2 separate regions of the Mus musculus genome follow, and region 2 is linked to region 1. The links are chromatin loops, found by intact Hi-C in ENCODE. Cell type or tissue: left cerebral cortex. All regions are shown on one strand. Each heading gives the region's core, and the rest is flanking DNA. Links, peaks and the distances in the headings are about the cores only.

Region 1 (11,981 bases), core at 2,019-10,018:
ACAAAATGCCCTTTATTTTAAGGTCTTGTCTGTCAGCAGTACCTCCACCCCCAAAGTGGACAGGTAACTTTTAGAAAAAAGAATTTGAGCAACATCAGGCCAGTGTGATTTGGAGAAGATTCTAGATGCTTGCTTGAATGAACAAGGACAGTCTGTCACACACACCCTCCCCAGTGAAAAAAAGAACAACCTTGTCAACTGGGCAAGTTCCCTCTTTTCAAAGGAAAAAACCCAAGAAATGAAAATGGACCAATGAAAGCATTTGCCAGCCTCAGCTTAATCTGCAAAAATCTGCCTCTCTCGGCTTTCTGATCTGTGACTTGGGGCGCTGCCTCAGGCCTCAGGAAATTGGTTTAAGGAAAAAATGAAAACTCCAAAATCTTCCTTCTCATTCGGCTGCCTGGGTATTTTCCACCTGAGGTTCTGGGTTTTAACCCTGGTCATCACAAAGCCCCTTAGTTGAAAATTCCTGGGGTGGGAGCAGGAGGTAGCTAAGCTTGGGGGGGGGGGGGATGGGCTTACTGCTGCAAACCGTGGCTGTAGAGTCAAAAGCACAGAAAAAAAGGACGTAGCCCTTCCCTCCCCTACTTAGGCTGTGGTTGAGCTGTGCCACACAGGCTGCCTTTCAAGTGCCCTGTATCCAACCCAGGACCCCCTGGCTGTTCTTGCCTTCAAAACCGTCTGAACTCCCACTGAAGTAACAAACTGCACCTTATTGTTAGAGCTGTTTGTTTTTAAGGCAGGGTCTCAGGTAGCTCTGGCTGGCCCGGAACTCACTGTGTATCTGAGGGTGACCTTGAACTCCTGATCCTTCAACCTTCAGCTCTTATGTATGGTACCCCCACTGTGAATGCAGTGTTGGGCATGGAACCCAGGGCAAACACTCTACCCACTGAGACACATCTGCAGCTCTTACATTAGTTGCCATTAATGAATCTGTTTATTTGGTTATTTATTTATTTATGAAAGCAGGGTCTCCCTATGTAGCTCTGTCTGTCCTGGAATTGGTTCCGTGCATAGAATGTACTCACAGAGATCCGTCTACTTCTGCCTCCCAAGCTTGGGGGTTAAATAAAGATGCATATGCTCCACTGATTTTAGGGATTGAGACAGGGTCCTGGTACGAGGTGAAAGCTGCCTTTGAACTCTTAAGCACCCTGCCTCAGCCCCCTGGATGCGAGATTATAGGCATGTGCCTTGCTGTTTGGCATTACCAGATTTTTGGGTGGCTGGCTATTCTAGCTGTTTATGTATTTTCCTCTTTTTTTTTTAAACCCAGCAAGTGAAATTGGCATGTATAGTGAGTGCATCTACTGTGCTGAGCACTGTGGTTAACATTATTCTTCTGTGCAGAGGCATAAGCTGTTAGTGCTTCCTGGCTGGGGCATTTCCTCATCAAACCAGTTAACTTACCTTAGCCTTAATATCCTCATCTGCAAAATGAGCAGTTTGGTAGGGCTCCCGGTAAGAGGGTATGAATAGAAGAAGCAGGGAGCTCTTGCCGCTAGCATTTTCTGAGTTTTATGGAGTGCTCTCTGCGGACGGCGTCCTGCCAAGTACTTTACCTGCTTATTTCAGGTGCTTTATGGTGACCTCATGCTTTAAGATAAGGCAACTGACACCCAGGGAAGTTAAAGTGGCCACAAGGGCAACAGCTCCAGTCTTGGGGGTTCCCCTACAGCAATATCCACCTTTGCCAGCCCACCGCAGGAGACTTGCTGTCTCTAAGTGACCTGAGTTAATTGGTTCAGCTTGACTTTGGACTGCTGGGAAATTCTATTTTTTGTTTCCCTTGGAACAGGCACACAGTCTTCTCCAGTGTGGCTGCCTGATTGACTCGGCACTGTCTCCGTCACTGAAGCTGTGTGTACACCCTTCAGTTCTGCACAGCTGTTTTTAGAAGTCCCTCTTTCTTCTCCCTCCCGGAAAGCTGAGGACTGAGTTAAATTGACAGGCTGACAATTCATCTAAGTCTTTTAGGTAGAAGGTTAAACAAACAGTGTTATGCCTTCATACAGAGGCGTCTCAGGAGGTCAGGTCAGAGTGGAGAATAGAGAATAGTGGGGGGAGAGAGTCTTAACTTTGTGGGGTGTCCTCTCTTAGCCTAGGAAGGGTCAACAAGCTTCTTGATGGGATCATATGTCCCACTGTCTTCTGAGACTGGGATAGGGCAACAGGCCTTCTTTTCTGCCCTGGTATCCCAAAGTGAGCCCTGGCGTTCCCTGAACCCCCTCCCAGCTTCTCACCACATTCTAGGGGATTTTGGGTATACCTCCTTTCTTTTTTTTAAATTTATTTATTGTTATATGTAAGACACTGTAGCAGTATTCAGACACACCAGAAGAGGGCATCAGATCTCATTATGGATGGTTATGAGCCACCATGTGGTTGCTGGGATTTGAACTCAGGACCTTAGGAAGAACAGTCAGTGCTCTTAACCACTGAGCCATCTCTCCAGCTCCCTGGTATAACTCCTTTCATGGTTAAACCCTTAAATACATCCCAGTTTTGAAATTCTGACATCTGTTCTAACACCAACCCTCCGCCAAATTTATGAAAAAACAAAACTGTGGACTGTTTAATGACTTCAGAACAAAATGTTCAAAGCGAAGAATATTGAAAGGTTTAGAGAAAAACTTCTCTGAGCCCAGTTCAGGGGAACAGAGGGTTAATACGAGCACTCACTTTGTTTCAAGCCAAGGTGGACACTGTGAGGCTCACTGGTCTCACCCACCTTTGGTAAAAGAGTCATTAGGTCTTTTGAGCCTTGATCTAACCCTGCTTGAATTCTCACAGTCTAGAACTGCAGAGCTTCGAAGTGGGCAAATTTGTTTTTTTAAAAGGAAGACAACCCGCCCTTTATCCATCCTTCCTTCCTTCCTTCCTTCCTTCCTTCCTTCCTTCCTTCCTTCCTTCCTTCCTTCCTTCCTTCCTTCCTCTTTGAGAAAGGGTTTCTCTGTGTAGCTCTGGCTGTCCTGGAACTCACTCTGCAGACCAGGCTGGCCTGAACTGGGAGATCAGCCTGCCTCTGTCTCCAGCTGAGCCATTAAAGGACAACCATTTCTAATGGTTTGGCTTTTCTTAAGTTACACCTAAGTTGCCGGGCAATGGTGGCACACGCCTTTAATCCCAGTCCTTGGGAGGCAGAGGCAGGCAGATTTCTGAGTTCGAGGCCAGCCTGGTCTACAGAGTGAGTTCCAGGACAGCCAGGGTGGTTACACAAAGAAACCCTTTCTCGAAAAACCAAACCAAACCAAACCAAAAAACAAACAAAAAGCTACACTTAAGTTGAAGACTGAAAAAAAAAAAAACCAAGCAAACAAGAAAAGCCCCACACCAACAAAAACACCAACACTACCTCAAAAGGTCTGCCTTAGTAAACTTGTGCTGGTTAGAGCTTTACCAGTTAAAGTGAACTGTTACTAAGCTCTCTTGGGAGGTTTAGTGGAGCATTAGCATGGTTAGATGACACAGTCATGGCGAACCATCTGGGGAGAAATTCGCATGCACTGAGAGCTTGAAAGTTTGCAGGAGGTGGTGATTGTCACCTCTAAGTATTTTCCTGGGGTTTCGCCTATTTATAGACTGGTGTTTAAAAGAAACTCAGTTCCTTGGTTTTGCACATCATGCTTGGCTGGCCCTGACCTGGGGCCAAACAAAGGCCTTCATCTTGAACTTAGGGGTTTGCTGTCAAGTTGGTCTCAGCCTCTGTATTCGGTGAGTTTGTGTTTAGTGGTAGGGGGTGTACAGGAGGGAAGGGAAATGAAAACTTTGGGGAGCAGAGAGCTAGGCTTCTGAGAAAGAACCCCTAGGAGTGTCTTTATATTGGGGTGATGTAAGACGATGGCCAGAACTGGGGTGCAGCAGGGACGCTCCAGACAGAAGTGAGGTGGGTAACCATCAGGAAGCACGGGGAGAGATCTGTGTCTTCCATTGTTTGCTGAGACCCTCGGACTTGTCTGTGACCATTCCACCCTGCCCCTGCTCAGTCCTGCACAGGGTCTGAAGTGATTTGGGTTTTCATGCATTTGGAGTGTCTGCAGCCACAAGAGCAGCTCGAGGACAGGGCCTGAATCACACCACAAAAGTCTTGTTTCATGTACAACAGGTACAAACACCCTGAGAGTGGTTTCTATGGACTGTAGTGTACCTGCGTTGTGGTTCATCGTGAGGTCAAGTATAGACTTTTCCACTTGGGATGTCCCGTTAGTGCTTAGTCAGAAGGGTTTGACTTGGAGTGCTTTAGATTTTCAGAGAAAAGGATGGCCACCCTATTCAGGACTGTATGGAGTGCCGCGTGCACAGACATAGTGAACTTCTAAACTGTAAAGAATCCAAAAGACTTGTAGGGGTGGTGGTGGTGCACGCCTTTAATCCCAGCACTCAGGAAGCGGAAGTAGGAGGAGGTATCTCTGAGTTTGAGGCCAGCCTGGTCTACAGAGTGACTTCCAGGATTTGTGTAGCCAGGGCTACCCAAAGAAACTCTGTCTCAAAAAACAAACAAACAAACAAACCAAAACAAAACCTTGTACATTAGTGTGTGGGGGGTGGGGGGAAAGCACACACACACTGTGGCCACGTGGTTGAGGTCAGAGGACACAAGTTGACTCTGTTCTTCTGCCATGTGGTGAGTCCCCGGGATGAAACCCAGGCTGTCAGTCTTGGCAGCAAGTGTCTTTACCCACCCAGCCATTTCGGTGGCCCAAGAAGACCCTCCTAGAGCATTTAATGTTAGGGCTAGCTTAGTGCACAAGGTCTTAGCACATGCTAGACACGTGTACCACACCGAGTGAGGTGCTTTCTCAGCCTGAATTTATTTTTTATTTGTTTTTAGTTTTTTTAAGGCGGGGTTTCTTTATATTTTTTCTTTTTGGCTTTTTTCGAGACAGGGTTTCTCTGTATAGCCCTGGCTGTCCTGGAACTCACTTTGTAGACCAGGCTGGCCTTGAACTCAGAAATCCGCTTGTCTCTGCCTCCCGAGTGCTGGGATTAAAGGCGTGCCCGGCTAAGGCAGGGTTTCTTAATGTAGCCCTGGCTGTCCTGGAACTTGTAGGACTCTGTAGATGAAGCTGGCCGCGGATATTTTTTTAGTTATAAAAAACAAATATGGAGTCTGGAGAGCTGCTTCAGCAATTAAGAGCAAGTCTTGTTCTTGTAGAGGAGCCAAGTTCAGCCCCCAGCGCTGACGTGGCGCTGATACCTTACTTCCTAGCTTTCAAGGACACCTGCATTCATGTGATGTGCACTCACCTCCACCCAGACAGACAGACAGACAGACACACACACAGACACATACATACACATGTAATTAAAAAATAAAGAAAAGTAAATGTTAAAAAAAGTCAAATGTACTATCTTCAGCAGGTTTGAGCATCATCCAGTGCTAACGAGGTTCTCACTGTTGTGACTCAGATCTGAGTTGCTAACCCTTGCTTTTTGTAGAACCGAAACTTCCCACTAATCAGCACCTCTCCCCACCTTCTCACCCAGTCACTAGAAACCACCGTTATGCTCGTGTTTATGAAGTTGCTGCCCTCAAATCTGTTGGGTAGATGAAATCATGCAGCGTTTGTCTTTTGATGTGTAGCATGGCACCGCCGTTGGAAAACTGTATGGAGGTCCTTTAAACAGTTAAAAATAGTCCTGCCATATAATGCGCTCCTGGAGCATCTGGGCCTATATCAGCCCAGTTTATTTGCATTCTAGTTTTGCTGTGATGAGAATGGAACCTCAGGTCTGGCATATGCTAAGCAAATGCACTCTCGCCAAGCCACATCCCAACTGTCAACTGAATATTCGGTTTTACTGTCTTTTTTTTTTTGTATGTATACGGGCATTTTAACTGCATGTATGTCTGTGCATCATGTGTGTGTAGTGAATAAGGAAGGCAGCAGAGGGCCTTGCATCCCTTGGCTGGAGTTGCAGATGGTTGTGGGGTGCTACGTGGCTGCTGGGACTTAAACCCTAGTCCTTCTGGAAGAGCAGCCAGTGCACTCGACCGTTGAGCCAGCTCTCCAGCCCCTCGATGGAATATTTTCAACATGAAAGTGGGTGGGGAAGGATGGCGTGGGTCTTCCCCTTCCAAAGCCCCCAGAGAGGTATAATTTAGCACCATGGTGCTTGAGGTGCAGCCACAGGCCAGAGAGGTGAGGGTCAGATGACAGAGCCTTGTGAGTGTAGCCAAGGAATTTGAACTCCATCAAATGTTTGCCATTTTCAAGAGGGGAAGTGGATAACATTACAGAAAGTTCCCTCCTTCTTCACAGCCATTTACAACTTGCAAACAGTGGAATATTCTGACTGAAATTAAATTTCCGTAGGCCGAGCCACTCACTCTGTGAGTGTTCTGATAAGGACGCCTCCTTCCTTTCAGCTTCTGGTGAAATGGGAGTGTGGCTTTTCCCAGAAGCTCATAGTCTTTAGCCCCTTCTTCACCTCAGACCTCATTAAGGTGCCTCTTTTCCTGTGTAGGTCAGGGTCTGGGATGGTCTACCCAGACACTCCATTCCAGGCTACCTTTCCCAGCCGTCCTTCATGTCCTCTTGTGGAAAAGGACAGGATACCAAAGTTCTTCTTGAAGCCTTTTGTGAGACTTAACTCCAATCCTTAAGTAACCAAAAACCCCAATGGGCGGGTGGTGTGGGGGGCTTCTCTTGCTGGCCAGCTTTTCTGTGCAGGAAGCCTCAAAAAAAAAAAAAAAAACCAAAAAACAACTGGAGGGTCTTGAGCCCTTGAGCTCAGTCTTGCTGGGGAGAGGAAATTGCTCTGGGGGTGGCAGAGTGAGGGGAAATGCAGACTGACGTGCCGAGTGATGGGTGACAGATGGTGGAGGCCAGAGGGGAGGACACGGTTGCAGGGCCTTGGAAGTTTCACTTGCCATTTCCAGAAGTCTGCGCAAGAACCCTTTCTCTGGGGAAATCAGACTCTGAAGAAACAAAACAAACAAACAAACAACCCCAGCCTCTATCCTCAGGGAACCCTGGTCTGCAGGGGGAACAACAAGGAGCCACCAGCAGGTTGGTGTTAGTGAGCGTACCTGGAATATCCAGTAGTGCATCATGGACACATGGGTTTCTCTTCTCCAATGTAAGGAAGAAAGGGTGGCGAGTGGGTGTGGGTAGCAGGCCTGTGAGCATACTGTGGGCTCCTGCTTGCTATGCTAGGCAAGGGACTGGCCCATTTTCTGTATCTCTAGAACTATGGGCTGGGACTTACTGCTGTTCTGGATGTACACGGTAAAGTAAAGGGCTGAGGCCCACTGTCAACTAAGCCTTGGTCTTGCCCATGGTTAGTTAGTAGAGCTGGTGACTGGAGCACACAGGCATGGGCCAGGGGGAGACTGTTACTAAGAATGTCCTTGGCCAGGTGCCATCATCACCTCACAGAAAAGCAAGCAGCAGCAAAATAGAAGAGACCACCGTGATGGTCTTCACTGTCGAGTTGCCATGGCAACACACCTCTGGGTGTATCTAAGAGTGTTTCCAGAAAGGTTCAGCTGATCTGGGAAGACACCTCTGAATATAGGCAACAGCATCACATTGGGGTCCTGACTGAAGAAAAAGGCAAAAGCAAGCTGAACTCCAGCATTCACCTCTGCTTCCTGACAAAGGACACAATAGAAACAGCTGCCTCACGCTTCTGTTGTCATGACTCCCCTGCTGTGTACCCTCAAAGTGAGCTCAAATCGACCCCCTAAAAAATTATTTCTATCTGATATATATATATATATATATTGCCTGCAGGCATGCATGTGCGCCATATGCTTGTCTGGTTTCCGGTCCACAGAAGTCAAGAAGTCAGAAGAGGGCTTCAGATCTAGAACTGTACTTATGGATGGTTGTGAGCCACCATGCCGTTTCTTGGAATTGAACCTGGGGCCTCTGCAAAAGCAACAAGTGCTCTTAACTATCGAGCCATCTCTCCAGCCCTGCAGACCCTCCCTTTCTCAAGTTTTTGTTAGTTATTTTGTAACAGCAGTGAGAAAGGGGAAATGGTACCAGGAATTGGGGGAGGGGGAGTCCTTTCTGTGATAAACCTGGCCTGTAGGTCTTTGGAGCTGGTATGCATGAGGAATGTATAAGAGTTTGGAGCTACAAGCTAGAGAAGCCCGAGGATGCTTGCTGTAAGCAGAAGCTTAGTGGGCCTTCTAGATTGAGTTTGGAAGACTAGAATGCCCGTGCCTTCTGTGCCCTGATGTGATGGACTATATGCTCTTGACCTTTGAAAGGCAGAATAAGCCCATCTTCCTAAAGTTGTCAGGAGTTTGATTACAGCAACAAGAAAAGTAACAATACAACCACAGAGGTCACAGCATGTCTGAGGCCTTGTGATTGGGAGAGTGATGAAGGCTGGCACCCAGTTCTCATGCTTGGAACCACTTTGCTGTCCATTCGGCTGTGTTGATGGTTGAAGAAGCAAGAGGGAGGGAGGCTGAGAAATGGAAATATGCCACATAGACTTGGTGTCTCAGAACCTTTTGGTGCACAGGGGTAATGTAAGCATTCAGGGTGTTGATGGGTGTGACCGAGAGCAAGTTGTCTCCTCCATGGGATGCAAAAGTGGTGCTCCACTGTATCAGGGCTTACACCATACAACAGAGAACCTAAGTATCAGTTGCTCTCTGTACCCCCTTTCTCTGGGCATCTTGTTCCGTACATCCCCACAGTCCTCGTCATGCATTTTTAATCTAGAAACTGGTGTCAAAGAGGAACCCAGAAAGCCCTCCTTCATGCTGCCCACCATTGTCTACTCCTTCCCAGTCAACTCAGTTCACTCCTTGATGGTCATAATCAACGCTTGAAAATGTGACTTCTCCCTTCCAGTCTCAAGCTCCTCCTGGAGAAGCCTGGGTCCAGATAGCCTCAGGACTGTCTTCCTTAGGTGGTGGCTGTGCAGGGTTGGTGACCACATTGGACCTTCCCTAGAGACAGGACAGTATCAGCACTCTTGGGGCTCTCTTGGTGGCCAGGGCTCTTTGGTTAGGTTTGCAATATGCATTCTTTTTTCTCTTACCCATCTAAATATTTAAGCTTCCTGCTGAAATATTTAGGCAGGACTGTGTACTTCTGGCTGTTGTCACCCACTCCCCCATGCCCTGCTGTGATCTAACTGCAGCTGTTTAGCCAAGTCCTTCCTACAAAGGGGCATGTGTGTCCCAAGTCTGTGAGAACCTATGCAGGATAGTTGAAGGAAGGACTAGCTTGGCTCTATTGTGTAGCCTGGAGCCTGGTCCTGTAGGCCACCTGGAATCTTACCAGCCTCATCTCGGGGACTGCACACCTTGGGCTCCTCTAATTGTCTGAATTGACCTATACTTGAGGATGGGGAAAGGGAGCCCCTATTTGAGCCATTGTGAAGACAAAACCTGATCATAACTGTAGTCCTAGTCTTACCCTATACATTAGTTCGTGCTGTGTGACTTTGGCCAGATTTAATTACCTCATGTCCATCCATCTATGAAGAGGGATTGGAGTGCCTTTAAGTTATAAGGGCCCAACATGGCACATCTCCCTGTCCCCAGACTTGTGTGATAAGACCCAGTTCTCAAGATGTTCAGTGCGGAGGTAAGCGCTTGCTTCATGTTCCCTCGTGCCCAGGTTCTCAGTGGCATGTACCTTCTCGTGAAAGTCTGATGAGGAAGAGACCAGGCCTTTACAAAATCAAAGTGAGGTGACTTTAACCAGGTAAAGGCTTTGGTCTCTCACAGACTTTGAAAGAAATGATCAGTGTTTACAATAGTGAGATGGCCCAGTGGGGCTAGGTGCTTCCTCTCAAGCCTGATAAAACCTGGGAGAGAACTGACCCCTGAAGGTTGTCCTCCCACCTCTACATTTGTGCCGTGACTCCAACACGCCATACACAATTAAAAAAAACCTTTAAATCAATAAAAAGAGTTTATTCCTGTGCTAGATAGTGTTATGTTAACTCGACATAAGCTAGAGTCATTTGGGAAAAGAGAACATCAACTGAAAAAAATGCCTCCACCAGATGACAAGGGGACAAGCCATTGGTGCGTTGTCTTGATTGACAGTTGATGTGGGAGGGCCCAGCTCACTGTGGGTGATGTCACTCCTGGAGTGGTCCTGTGTGCTAGAAAGCTAGGTGAGCAAGCCAGTAAATGGCATCCTCCATGGCTTCTGCATTAGCTCCTGCCTCCAGGTTCCTGCCCTGACTTCCTTCAGTGATGGACAGTGACATAGAAGTATAAGTCAAATAGCCCACCCTTCTCAAATTGCTTTTGGTTGTGGTATTTTATCACAGCACTATAAACCCTAGGACAATTGCTAACCCCACCCAACCTTGCCCCTTCAAACTTGCTCACCCCCAGCTCCACCCTGCTGTGCTTTGTGTCAATGTTTCCCCAAGCTCTTCCTGGGATGCTGGATGCCCAGGTTGTGGTCGCCAAGTCCTGGTCTTCAGGTCTCTGCTGGGCGCTGGGGTTGGAGGGAGAAGCTGTGGTTTCTACTTTCAAGGAAATATCCAGGTCTCACAGCAGATAAAAAGCACGTGCTGATCGTGAAGACCCACAAGCATGAGCACACACCATATGTGTGTCTCCATCTCTGAGGATGTTGTGCCTACTCCTGGTCCTTCCTGCACCTTCAGGAATGCCTTTGGGCTGTGTTCTGGGGAAATGAGGAAGGTAAATGTAATGTGGATGGGCTGGGGTAGGCCACCTGTATGTGTGTATGCCCCTGCCCTTGTTTAATCTACAGAGCCTTGCCAGGAGGAGCTGTGAGGACAGGACTGTTTGCAGGAGAGGAGGTGCCTCTCTAGCTGATAGGGCCTGTGGTGTGACAGATCTAGACCACAGCCACATTGGATCTTTCCACCTCTTGACCTACACACAGGGAGGGAGCAGAAGTGTTTGCAGGGTGTTTCCTATCTCACCTAGGTGACGCCACCCAGTCTTCTAAAAAGCTTGCAGATGCAGGCTTTGTGCTCACCCTACCCTCCCTCCACCTTGCCTTTTCCAAGAGTCTGCAGAACCATTCATTTGACACCTTTATTCTGTCTCTTCCATGGACCCAGTACAGGAAGGGGCCCTCTCCATCCTCCTCCTCCATAGACAAATGCATGCCATCCCCTTTGTTGGATTGGAAACCAGGGCCAGCTAAGGGCCTGCCACTAAGCTGGTGGCAGAACTGTCTTGCAGGGATGTCTAACCTGTTGGCATTACGTGACATAATATGCAAATATGTGGAGCCAGATGCATAGCTCTCCTGGGATGCATGTGACCTGTGGGCTGCAGGTTGGATGTTTCTGGTTGAGAGGCAAATTTGGTCAGTGGAGCAGAACTGCTTGCAGGTGTGGCTGTGGGCCTTTCTTCACAGAGATAATTCTTAGCCCATTTCTAAACCTGCACATGTATGTTTGATATCCTTGTGTGTCTGTGCATGTTGGTGTATGTGAGTGTGCATGTGCCACCGTGAAGCCTGGGGGTTAATCCTTTCCTTTCACCTTTCTAGAGACAAGTCTTGTTCACTCCTTCGTGCAGCAGGCCAACTGGACTGTGAGCTTCTGGGAATCCTCCTGTCTCTGTCTCCCATCTCACTACTGCCTCAGGTGACCCTGTGAGGTGTGACTTGGTTTCTGGGGTCAGAACTCTGCAGCACTCCCGTGCCTTTGTAACATTGCTTTTTAAGTCACAGAGGTATTGATTATATTTTGGGGTGCAGAGCCTCCTATGTTTCGCTTCTCCTAACCTGCCCAACATGGCCCTCCCTGAGATCTGGGGGCGGGGCTTCCCTGCTGATGAGCGTTGGTGGAAGAAAGGTAAATGTTAGTGGGGAAGCTCCCAGTGGCGCAGAAAGAAGGGTGTTTTTCTGGGCCAGGCTAGATCCTGGGGCACAAGCGCTCCGACTGAGACCCACTCCCACCTCCAAACCCACTCCCCAAGGATTTTGTCCAGCATTGGGCTCAGCTCCCCGAGAATCTGCACCCAGAGAGCTGCTGGTTGGCTGGTACCTCCTGCCCATCGT
Region 2 (11,981 bases), core at 1,460-9,459, 50 kb before region 1:
TGGAGTCAGAAGAGTCAAACCTTAAGGTCATTCTTGACAGTAGCCTCTGTGTGAAACATGTGACCCTGATGTGGGCAGTGGGGACAAGAGGAGAGGAAAGAACAGAGAAAGACAGGGTCCAAACCTCCAATTGTCTCAGCAGCAAGTGTGTGGTGGTGGTGGCAGTAGGGACAACATACAGGGGACTCCAGACCTGTGCCTTTCCCCAGGAGTCTGAGAGCAGGGAACTTCTCAAGAAGACAGGGATCTTTGAACGTATCTGGAAACAAAGCTGTGGGCACGGAGGGGGCTGTCTAAGGTCTTGAAGCCTCTCTTGAGCAGAGTTGGGGGTTGTCCCTGGATTCCCTTGGCTCCCTCCCTTTACTTGACCCTCCACCCTTGCACCTGGACCCTGGCTCTGGGCCAGGCTAAAACCCACAAGGAGACACGCCGTTCTGAGCTTCTTTAGTGGGGTGGAGCAGGGAGGGGTGGGGTGTGGTGGCCATGGCAGTGGCTGACTGGCTCCGCCCAGGGTGGGCACATTTCATCACCAGAAGGCCTTGCCAGGGATGACAGCTGCTGCAGCCCAAGGGAACGTGTACTTTGCAAACCTTGAACTAGAACCCCATCCTGGCTCTTAGATAAGTCTCTAGGACACTCTGTCCTGCTGTCCTGGAAAGAACTCAAGCTACCTCTCTCCCACTGAGGCAGCCCTGTGATTATTCAGAGATGGTGTCCAGGCCTGTGAAATCCTGGTGGGGGTAGTTCCACCCAGATGTCCCCACTTGGGATAGCATTCATCAGTAATCTGAAAAGTTATCACTAAGGTTATCTAGCTGGTTGTTAAGTCTCCTGTTATCCAGTGAGGTGGCAACTATTATTGCTGTTGTTTTATAGGATTGAGACAATGGGGTTTGAGAAGGACAATGACCTGCCCGAGTGTCACAGCTAGCACCTGAGGGAACTGAGATTATTATCCTCCCAGATGCTGTCACATCCCTCAGCCTCCAGGGAAACGGATACTTAGATACTGGGCACAAGAACCAGGCACTCTAGATAAATTATGATGACTGCAAGTACCAGGGGTTGGGGACAAGAATCTTCACTTGGCCATAGCAGAAATGTCTGCTTGGAATCTTGCCCTGTAGGGAAGGGACAGGAGCTAACATTGGACAAGACAGGTGTCTACTGGGTGCCAGCCTTGGGCTAGGTACTTGCCAAAGGAGGATAGTGGCACCTGGAAGATTGCAGAAACAGCCTTTGCAGGGCGTTAACGGGCTCCTTTGGATTTAACATAGCCAATATGTCCTTAGGGACCCTCATGAAGAAACTAAGACCCCCTTACTGGGTTGCTGAATGATGACAGTCAGGTTAGCTTCACTAGCTTGGTGGAAGGCAGTCTATACAGCACATGGAGGCTGAGTTAGTATCCTTCAGTAGTCCCAGAACAGCCCACAAAGCAAAAATTAGAATGTGTGACTTATTCAAGGTCATCCAAGAATTTAAAATTCAAGACTGGAAATTGATCTTATGATACAAGCAAGATCCTGCCCCCTTCATATTGACCTCCTAGCACATTAGTTAGTATTTGTGACTATAACGAAATCCTTGATGAAGATCAGCTTACAACCTCAGCAGGTTCAACTGTGACTTGCCTGATGCTTTGGGGCCTGTGTTAGCCCAATGTTTCATAACAGAACACCTGCCATAGGAAGCTTAAACTTTCCACCACCTCTCCATAGCCCTCTGGGGATGAAACCTTTAACACTAGGGTATTTGGGCAATGCTGCAGATCCAAGCTATAGCACCAAGAAGATGAGCTGCTGAAACCATTGCTAACCTGCTTTTCTAAGGATTTTGTTTGTGAATGTCCATGCACTTTGGTCAGCCTTTGCACTGTAGCAGGAACTAGTGATCAGCATGCTTAGCAAAAACTCAATAAAGAACAGGGCACTGAGGGAAACGTAGATGTGGGAGGGGAACTGGGGGTCAGAAAGGAATAACTGGGGAACATACTGGGCTTGGGGCCAAGAGCAGGCATTTTAAAAAATACCGGCAAAAAAAAATAAAAAAAAAAAATAAATAAATAAAATAAAAAATACCGGCAACGGAGAGGCAGGACAGTTTGACAGCAGCTAGAGACTCAGGGGAACAGTGAGCTCCAATAAAATCTTTATCAGACTTTCCCTCCCTGAGGTGAACAGTTGGACCTGGAGTTACTGCAGAGACCTGTCCCCAGGCGGAGGGTACTCTGAGCTGTACTGGTTGCCTTGGAAACATGAGCACCTGAGTTTAATCTCTAGAACCAATGTAAAAAAGCTGAGCACTGGAGCCCACACCTGTGATCCCAGCACTGAAGAGGCAGAGACAGGCGGGTTGTTGGGGCTCCATGGCCAGGTTAGTGAGTGTGCTGGACTCAAAACTCAGGCGTGGGATGGCACTGGGGTTGTCCCCTGACCTCAGGGTGCCGTTGGTGCACTGACCTCAGCGTGCAGTCAGTGCACTGACCTCAGGGTGCAGCCGGTGCAAACACACACACACACACACACACACACACACACACACACACACACACACACGAGCATGTACACATACTCACACTCAAGAATAAAGAAAGACACATGAGAAGTGTCACTGAGCATCTGGCTCGAGTGTTTGAGACTCCACAGCCAGCAGCAGGAATTCCTGATCTCTGTGAAAGTGTTCCGACCTCAACCCCAAGGTAATTGAACTTGTGTCTTTTTGTTTTCTTTAATTTTTGTTGACGTCATCCACTTGTCTCTCTATCCACCTGTAATATGGAGCCAAGAGCTTGAAGCCAGAGAAAACAAACCAACAAACTATAAAGAAGAGATGTTTAAATCGGTATTATTTTATTTCCTGAGTGAACTCTATCTTTCTCTCCCTCCCTCTTTCTGATATTTTTTTTTTCCTTTTTCCTTGGGAAAGTCACAGTTTTCCCACCTTGACCTTCCAAGTATTGAAATCACAGGCATGAACCACACGGAAGTCTCCCGGCTGCGAAGCACCTTGGGCACTCAGGAAAACAGGTCTATGGACCGGATAGGTCCAGTTACAAGCGCATTTGCATGTATTAATCCTATGCTTATTTACCTTGAAACCAGGTCCAAACACTCATAATTCTAGAGGACAGGCAGCCCTCCAAATCCCAGGTACCCCAGAGCCCTCCCCAAGACTGGGAGCTCTGGATTCTTGATGTGTTCTGCTCCATCCCTGGGCCTCTCTCCACACAGCTGCCTTTGTGTAGACTCAAAAGCAGAGTCCGAAGTCTGAACAATAGTCTCAAAAGGACCCTGCATGCGCAGCTTCTGTCTGCATCAGATCCACTTAATGGCTGTTCAGCCATTACCACAAAAGCTCCTTGGGCCCCATTGACACCATGCTCCCATGGGTTTCCCTGCACTGATTAAGGACTTAGACTGTTATTAATAGAAGCCGGCTGCTTGGGAGGCTGGGAATTTCACAGGGTTCAGGCCTGCTTGGGTAACACAGATCCCCTCTTCTGAGAACTGACAAACAGACCCTGACACTCGCTCAGGTACTTTCCTCATTCCTTCCTGTGTTGTTTAATTTTCATAGGCACATCCCCTCGGATGTTCCAAGATTCTAATTTACAGACAGGGAAACTGAGTCACAGGGATGTAAGCTGATTTGCTTAAGGCTATCTGGCAAGACAGTTAACAAGCCATCAGTCTCCCTATTCCCCAATTCTGTAATGTCCAAGGACAGACAGGCTTAGCTGTCAGTACCAGGCAGTGGATTGTTCAGCCTACAGTAGCCAGTGTTACTTACTGCAAAAGGTCCATCCATCCTGCAATGACTCTGAGTCACCTTTGTGCCACTGAATGCTGCCTTCCAGAAGACTTTTAAGATCTCTAAGGCCTCTACTGAAAGCAATCACTTTTCATTGCAGGTGCAAATAGAGTCACTATGGAAACCATCAGTATAGCACTACAGAGAGAAGCAGGGAAGGGGCCAAAGGATGAAATGCAAAGAGGTCCTTACACGTTCCTCACATTGGACACAACCTTAGTTATATTCTATGACCTGGGACCCTCAGTCTCCTCACCCTGTCCCAGTCTGAGGCTCAAAAGATGTACACACATATACACATACACACACACACACACACACACACACACACACCTACCACCACCACCTACTTGCCAGCTTGTTCCTTCTCTGAAGGATTAATATATGCAAATAAGCTGGAAGTTTCCTCAAACCTGTTTTTCCATGGGCGACCAAAAAGTTTGGCTTATCTCCACGTCTGCCGAATTCTGTGAACCTACCCTGTGCCAAGTTTCAGCTGGGGAGCAGGAAGAGATCAGAGTCTGTCCTCTCTGTTCGGCCCTGTGGGCAAGGGTCAAGACGCCTGTGTAGATCAGGCCCTACTGCTCTGTGTCCTCATAGCGGAAAGGGAGGCACACCCGCACGAGGAAGCGAGGGGCTCCTGAGGGGGCTGGAGGAGTTTTAAAGAAGCTACAGGTGGGGCACTGTGGTAAAGTGTCTGCCTAGCTTGCACACAGCCTTGGGTTCCATCCTTAGCTCCAGAAAAAAGGCTCCAGGGGATGGGGGTGAAGGCTTTTGGTGCCTTGGTAGGCCCACACCCCAGAGGCAAGAAAGGAAAAGTGCATCTGGTGGCCCAGTGGCATCTGCTGGGACTTTGCCACATAACCGGAGATGGGCGAGAGACTGAGATCGGCTTGTACAATCTCGGGCTGGGCAGCTGGGCTCTCAGCCAGGAAAAAAAAAATCTGCTTCTTTGAGAACAAGAGGGTGGAGAGAGGGAGAGAGACAAAGAGGAGGAAAGAGAGAGAGACAGATACACAGACACACAGAGAGACACAGAGACAGAGAGAGTAACAGAAGCAGAGACAAAGAGAGATGGAGACAGAGAGAGTCAGAGGAAAATAGATGATGAAGAAAACCCAAGAGCCAAGAACTTGTGTTTTGAGGAAGGAGCCTTTTAGACAGGAACAGGGAGTGAAAAGTGGGAATTAAGAGCTGAAGGTAGCTGGGCATGGTGGTGCGCACCTTTAATCCCAGCACTTGGGAGGCAGGCAGATTTCAGAGTTCGAGGCCAGCCTGGTCTACAAAGTGAGTTCCAGGATAGCCAGAGCTGCACAGAGAAACCCTGTCCCGAAAAACCAAAAAAAAAAAAAAAAAAAAGGAGCTGAAGGTAGGGGCCACAGGGCTGACCTGCTGTGAGCTACAGGCAGAAGCCATTGGATGAGAGAGAGCTGGTAATGTTTAGATGGCTCTTTGCAGAGTGTCCCAGGACTCTCTCTCTCTCTCTCTCCTGTTCAGTTCTTCACCATGCGGGAGGAGCCCTATTGGTCCCTCCAGAGAGGCAGCCTTTCAGCTCCTTGTTTGGCTTCCTGTGCTGGGTGGGAGAAGCAACAGGCAGAGCTTTGCCATGAGTTCTTCTCCCAGCCCCACTCACTACACAGACTGAGTTCCAGATAAAAGCCAAAGCAATTCCTCAGAATGCCCAGCTCTTCCCTGCCCTCCAGTCCCAGAAGATGTCATGCCACCCACCGGCAACACCTGGGCCAGTGTCTTAGTTCCTGCCCTTCCAGTGTGGTGCTATCTGCCCAGCTCACACCAGATGCCCACTTCCTTCTCTGGGCTTCCGGGAGTGACTCAGGTAGGTATTGTGTTCTTGTTTATCTCCCTGCCACGTCCTTCTCCCACGGATGGTTTAAGTTCCACGGATCTCAGATCCTGAAGGAGCTAGGCCTGAACTTGACCACAGCAGGTGCTTGGATGGCTGTGACATTAAAGGAGACCTTTGCCTCCTTACCAGCCTTTTAGTCAGCCTGGCTCAGCCTAGGCCTTGTGAGGAGTTTGACTGTCAAGTGGCTACTGAGTTTCTGTTTCTCAGAATCAAAACTCCCTGTTGGCCATGAGTTTCATGACCCACCCTGGTTTTCCTGATCTCTACACTGTAGATCTTACCCTCCAGAGTCCCAAGCTTAAGCAGGGACTAAAAGCACATGGCACACAGCTCTCCTCTACTTATCTCCCCCATCACTACCCCTTCACCTGTGAATGGAAACCCTCCTAGTACCAAAGGCTGTAGATTAACCCCTGTCCTGTGTGAATTTGATATGAGATGCCTCACAGTAGTCTTCAATGCAGTGCTATTTCTTTAATTCAACATAGTTTTGAGTGGCTTCCTAATTATCACTCATACTCACCCTTTTCTTGCTTTCCTTTTGTTTTTGGTTTGGGGGTAGTGGTGGTTAGGGTGGAGAGTATTTGTTTTAGAGACAGGGCTTCACAGTGTAAACCAGGCTAGCTTGGAACTCAGGATTCTCCTAACCTCAACCTCCTGAGAGCTGGGATTACAGATATGAGAAACAAGACCCTTATGCTGTAATAAATAAAAAAGACTAGGGAATCCAGGCCAGTCCAAGCTACCTAGTAAGACCCTGCCTCAAAAAGAAGAAGGAAAAAAGATTAGGGAAAGTGAAGCAGATTTAAACATACAAGTCTACAGAAAGGATGTTCGCATAAAGAATAGGTAAAAATGTCTGATTTGCTGGTTTGGTGCAAGCCTGAGATTTTTAAAATCCCCGATCTTGAGAGGTTCTTGACTTTTTTTTTTCTATAGGCTGAAGGCTTTAGAGAGTCACAGTCTTGGAGTTTTTCTGGAAAGCCCCCTTCCCAAGTTTTCCATCCTATTAGTTCAAGATGCAAAGCCTTGTCTAATGAAGATTCCAGGCCTTGGGGTTGCCTCCCTTTCTAATCTTGTGTATCGGACTGTCTGTAACTTCTCAGCTCTCAGAGTTCTGAGACAAGCTTGCTCCAGCACCAGCTCAGGAGAGAGGCCCAGCATCCCCTGGTCACCTGTAATAAGCTCTAAGAACACTTCCTACTGAAAATGGAGCATTGTGATTTGTCTCTTATGCAGGCAGGTATCATCATGTCTCGGCTATATCCATTTTTCTCCCCATTGCTGTATAATAGGAGTATGTCTTCATTCCAGTGTCTCCCTCCCAAACTTGCACTCCCAAGAGCTTGTAAGTGAACATGGTCAGCAGGTCATGAGTGAGAGCAGCTTAGGAACACCACGTCTCCAACATGCAAGTACTCACTCACCTTCAGAAGTTTCCAGATGCTTGCCCCCTTGGCTGCACACTTTTAATGTCCATTTAATTTAATCATTTCATTCATTCATTCATTCATTCATTCATCTTGTGTGTCTATGTTGTACTTCTAGAGTTGACTTTCCCCTTCCACCATTTGGGTCCTGGGAATCAAAGACAGAATTTCAGGCTTCGCAGCAACAGCCTACAGCCTACAGCCTACAGCCCGGGTTTTTGTGCACACCAATATGTATATTCTCTCACGCACACATGGAAAGAAGACTGGTAATTGTGTTGAGTCCAGAGTTGGAAAATTAAGGGGCAAGCTGGGGGAAACAGAAACCTCAACAATCTATGCCTTTGGAACGGACGCATTTTAAAGATTTTATTATTTTATTTTTAATTATGTGCATGTGAGTGCAGGTGCCTGAGGAGGCCAGAAGAGGGTGTCAGATCCTCTGGAGCTGGAATTACAGGTGGTTGAGAGCTGCCCAACTTAGGTGCTGACTCCAAACTCAGGTCCTCTGCAAGGGCAGCAAGCATTCTGAACTTCTGAGCCATCGCTCCAGCCCCAGCCGGTTGGAATATTGAGTGGTATTGTTTCTCAGTTACAGGGGCGTGGGGACGCATCTCCCCGGGTGCTTCAGCCCTCTCTGTTTTCTTTAAACCCACCAAGACAGTCAGTCACCAGACTGCCTGCGAAGCCTGCCACTCAAACCCTCTGACCCCCACTGCTGTCTGATAAAAGCTACAACTAAGGGGGAAACAAAGAGCTCCTTCAAGGGGAGTCCAGCTTGGGGGAGGGGAGGTTAACAATACAGAGGGGCAGGGAGAGTAAACACCATAGCTAACTGCATCCATAAATTCAAAGCGGCTGTGGAGCTAAGGTGTGGTCTGGGCTCTGCTGACAATCTGGAAAGACTTGCTGGTTGGGAAGCCTGGAAGACAGAGAGGATAAGGAAGGAGAGGAGGCAGTGATGAGGACCTGTGGACTGTGGGTACTGTGCCCTTTCTCCTTCCTTCCAGAACATTCCACCACCCTCCTTCCTGCCCCCACCCCTACTACACACACTTCACTGTAAGAATGCTGGCTTATTCTCATTCATGACAATCTCCTTCACCTACCCACTGGGTTTCCAGCCCTGGCCCATCCCACGACCCAGGGGGACCCGTTTCTCCAACTGGAACCAACAAGCTGCGGCTGAGGCACTGGCAAGGAGGGATCAGCACTACTGGATCATCTGCCTCCCGCAGCCAGTCTTTGGATGTGATGGCAGCAAGCATAGGACCATTGCTGTCTCCTGGTGAGAATTGCTACTCAGGGTCACCCCTACAGGCACATTTGCCTGTTCATCCATCCCTTGTCCATCCATCCATCCATCCATCCATCCATCCATCCATCCCTTGTCCATCCATCCATCCATCCCTTGTCCATCCATCCATCCATCCATCCATCCCTTGTCCATCCATCCATCCATCCCTTGTCCATCCATCCATCCATCCATCCATCCCTTGTCCATCCATCCATCCATCCATCCATCCATCCATCCATGATGATGATGATGTAACTGAGAACGACGTTGAGTTCTGTTCCTCCTGCCTCTACCTCCTGAGTGCTAGGATTGTAGGCATGTACCATCATGTATGTATATGTGTGCGTGTGCGTGTGCGTGTGCGTGTGTGTGTGTGTGTGTGTGTGTGTGTGTGTGTTTATTCTAGTATAAACAAACAGAGAGGCTGGGAGAATAGCCTGAGTTATATAGCAAGTCCCAGATTAACCTCAAAGGCTAGTGAGAGTCTCAAAACTGGGGTGGGAGTGTGGGGGAGGGTCAGTAGCAAGGGTGGGTGGAGCCTGGAAAGGAGCCCAAGGCAGAAAGGCTGCAGAGGTGGGGGCAGAGGGCAGAGGAGTCTCTATTGGCATCTGTTCCACAGACCACATGATTCTTGCATTCATCAGTGACTGGACCCCACCTGACCAGCTCTAGTCAATGATTAAGAATTGAGGATGGCAGTAAAGAACGATTATTGCTGAAGCCTAGGGGCAGGGAACATGGTGTGCATGTATAAGAAGGACAGACAGACAGACAGACAGAGGCTCTAGGAAGATAATGGTTCCATGGGGAAATTACTCTCATCCGTGTAAAAGTTGGATACAACTGAGGGTCTGTAATCCCCGCCTTCCTCCCTGAAGGTGGGGGGGTATACAAACACACAGGCAAAATGCAAAACAAAAATAAATAAATCTTTAAAACTAAAATCCAACGAGGAGTATAGCAGAATGTCATTAGAAGTCATCATTATTATTTTTTTCATAACAGTAGTACTTGGTTTTACTCTAGGTTCCTGGGTTATCTACTCTCAGGTTCTTGCTCATCCAAGCAGCATCAAGGAGCTCCAGCTGATAAAATGGGCCTGAACTCAAACCAGATATTAGCTGGGTACTCCCACAGCTTTGTGCCACCGTCGGCCTAGTGTATATAGCAGGCAGGACATCATCGTAGGTCAGAGCTGGGTTGGTGTTTACCTTTCTCCTTGGGTAGGTAGAATGCAGAGTGCATTCTGCTCCCAATAACACCGGCCCATAAGGGTCAAGGCTGTAAGTGGGCACCAGCGTGCTCTCTCTGTGTAAAGTGAACAACAGTGGAGGTATTGTCTTCAACAATAGATTCTTGCTGTCAATTTTCGAAAAGTGACCTTGGCAATAACCTGGGTTGTTTGGAGGTTCCCATGGAACCTTTTGGGTCAACAATTAAATCAGATATAAGCCATTCCAAGTACTGGAATTTCCATTTGGTGACAAGAGTTGGGGCTCTGTCTTCCCTGTTATTTGGCAATTTCATTTATTGCACCTTCATATATGTGTATATCTCAGGAAGCTTCTACTGTATCAGGTTTCTGTATGACTCCTTCCTTAATTTCAGCTCTCCTTCCCCGTATCACTCACTTCTCTTGTTCCCTTCTTCCCTCCCTCCCCTTTTGATACTCGAGTTCCAGCCTGTTCCTGTCTCATTCATCTATAACTATCTATTTTATTTTCCATTCCTAGGGAGATCTATCCCTGTCACCCGGTCCCTTTCTTACCTAATCAGTGGTTCTGTGGATTGCAGTTGGGTCTCATTTGGCCTTACAGCTAGCATCTACATCCACATATAAGTATTTTGAATACACACCATGTTTGTCTTTCTGGGAACACATTACCTCACTCGGGATGACTTTGTTTTTCTAGTTCCATCCATTTACCTGCAAATTTCATATTTTCATTTGTTTTTAACAGCTTAGTAAACTTTCTTTATGTAAATGCACTTTTTTTTAAATCTATTCATTTGTTGGTGGATATCTGGATCTAAACACTGCTTTTGAGGATAGGTAGGGCACATGCCCAGATGTAGATGGCCAACAAGAAAACGAACTCAAGAGCATCTTCGGGAGTTCTGTGTCTGAGAATGTTGTCAAGGCTTTTTTTTTTTTTTTTTTCTTTTTCCTTTTAAACCTTACAGGCCCTTTGAGTATATATTGTGACTTCTGGTGTTGTGTTTTTATACAATTCCCATGGGTGTGGCTGTGTGTGCCTCTGTGTCTATGTGTTTCTTGTGATTTTTCTTTGGCCCTTTTCCTTCTGTTTGTTTCTTTCTATTTCAACTGGCTTGTTTTTTCTTTTTATCATATTATTACATTACATACTATTATACTACAACCCCTTAGATGCCTGCTAATTTTATTTTCTCTTCTGTGTTTATTTTGGGGTTCCTTTGTGTAGCTCTGACTGTCCTGGAGCTCACTCTATGGATCTTTGAGATGGCTTGTGTCGCCATGCCTACCTCCCAGTTTTCTAAGGAGAGACAGAAAAGAGGTCAATCTGGATGGGGGGAGGTGGGGAAGAACTGGGAGGAGTTGAGGGAGAGAAAACCATAATTAAACAATATTGTATAGAATAAACTATTTTCAATTAAAAATATTTTAAACAAAAATAAATAGATAAATAAATATATGAATAAATACCTAAATGAGTACATAAATCAATAAAAGCCAACAAGTTGGAAGATGAGGACTAACATGTAGTACAACCAATTTAAACTTATCCTCAACTAGGTGACAGATAAGTAAGACCCAGGCTCTGATTTGTTTTATTTGGCTTTGATAATTACTGGGGAGTAACCCCTAAGGTACTTTTCTAACTGCTGACCTGGCTGCCTCCCCAGCAGTGTACCCCAGATACTTGCTGTTTCTCCTGGCCACAGGCTCATGGTCCATCTCCTCTCATGATGGCTTCCTCTTTTTTTTTTTTTTTGTTCTTCCTTCTCCTCCTGGTCTCTGCTTTCTCTTCTCTACCCCCAACCTTGTAACTCAAAACCCACTTACCTCTAATCCTTCCAGTCATTGTCTGTAGCCAATTATTTTTTTAATAGTTTTTTTTTTTTAAACAAGGAACAAGATCTGCACAACAAAAGTCTGTAACTGAGAGAATTCACTCCGAGGCCTAGACCTTTTGGTACAGAATTAGCATTACAATATGTAGCAACAGACCTAACCTCAACACTAATACTCAAGGTTGCTCCTCAGATCTCTATCTGTGCTCTCTGGCACGTGCATGTATATACATGTGCTCACCACACACACACACACACACACACACACTAAAAGGAAGTGTAGGTGTAGACTCGGTTTTAAACTGGACAGTGGGTAGTCATCCCACACACAGTTCTGTCCCACTCCACAGAAACCGGGCAGAAGCTTCCCCCAGGCCAGGCTGGCAAAGCCCACCCTGGGGGTGGGGATGGGGTGGGGGTCTGTCCTGCTCTGAATCACTCTAGGCAGTGGAAAAGTGAGATGCCTCCAGAGAGGAGCCCCACCCTCATTCTGGTCCAGGTTGATTGAATCAGGCCTAGG

The links. Hi-C counts contacts between places; a loop is a spot of excess contacts. Peaks named below come from ENCODE experiments on the same cell type or tissue, not always from the same donor. Only the 100,000 strongest peaks of a DNase experiment are listed, where the experiment ranks them.
Region 2: a loop joins it to region 1, with 6 times the contacts of the local background. A loop is called at or near these places in 2 of 42 quality-filtered maps.

The regions. Positions count from the first base shown.
Region 1 is chr14:20,167,506-20,179,486 of GRCm38, reverse strand. The region is part of intron 1 of Kcnk5 (potassium channel, subfamily K, member 5); the gene reads left to right. Among named protein-coding and RNA genes, the nearest start is that of Kcnk5, 8.3 kb to the left of the region's middle. In left cerebral cortex, for the core only: no CTCF peak of the experiment used is centred there; no DNase peak of the experiment used is centred there.
Region 2 is chr14:20,217,079-20,229,059 of GRCm38, reverse strand. No RefSeq gene overlaps it. Among named protein-coding and RNA genes, the nearest start is that of Kcnk5, 41 kb to the right of the region's middle. In left cerebral cortex, for the core only: no CTCF peak of the experiment used is centred there; a DNase peak (open chromatin) is centred at 4,705.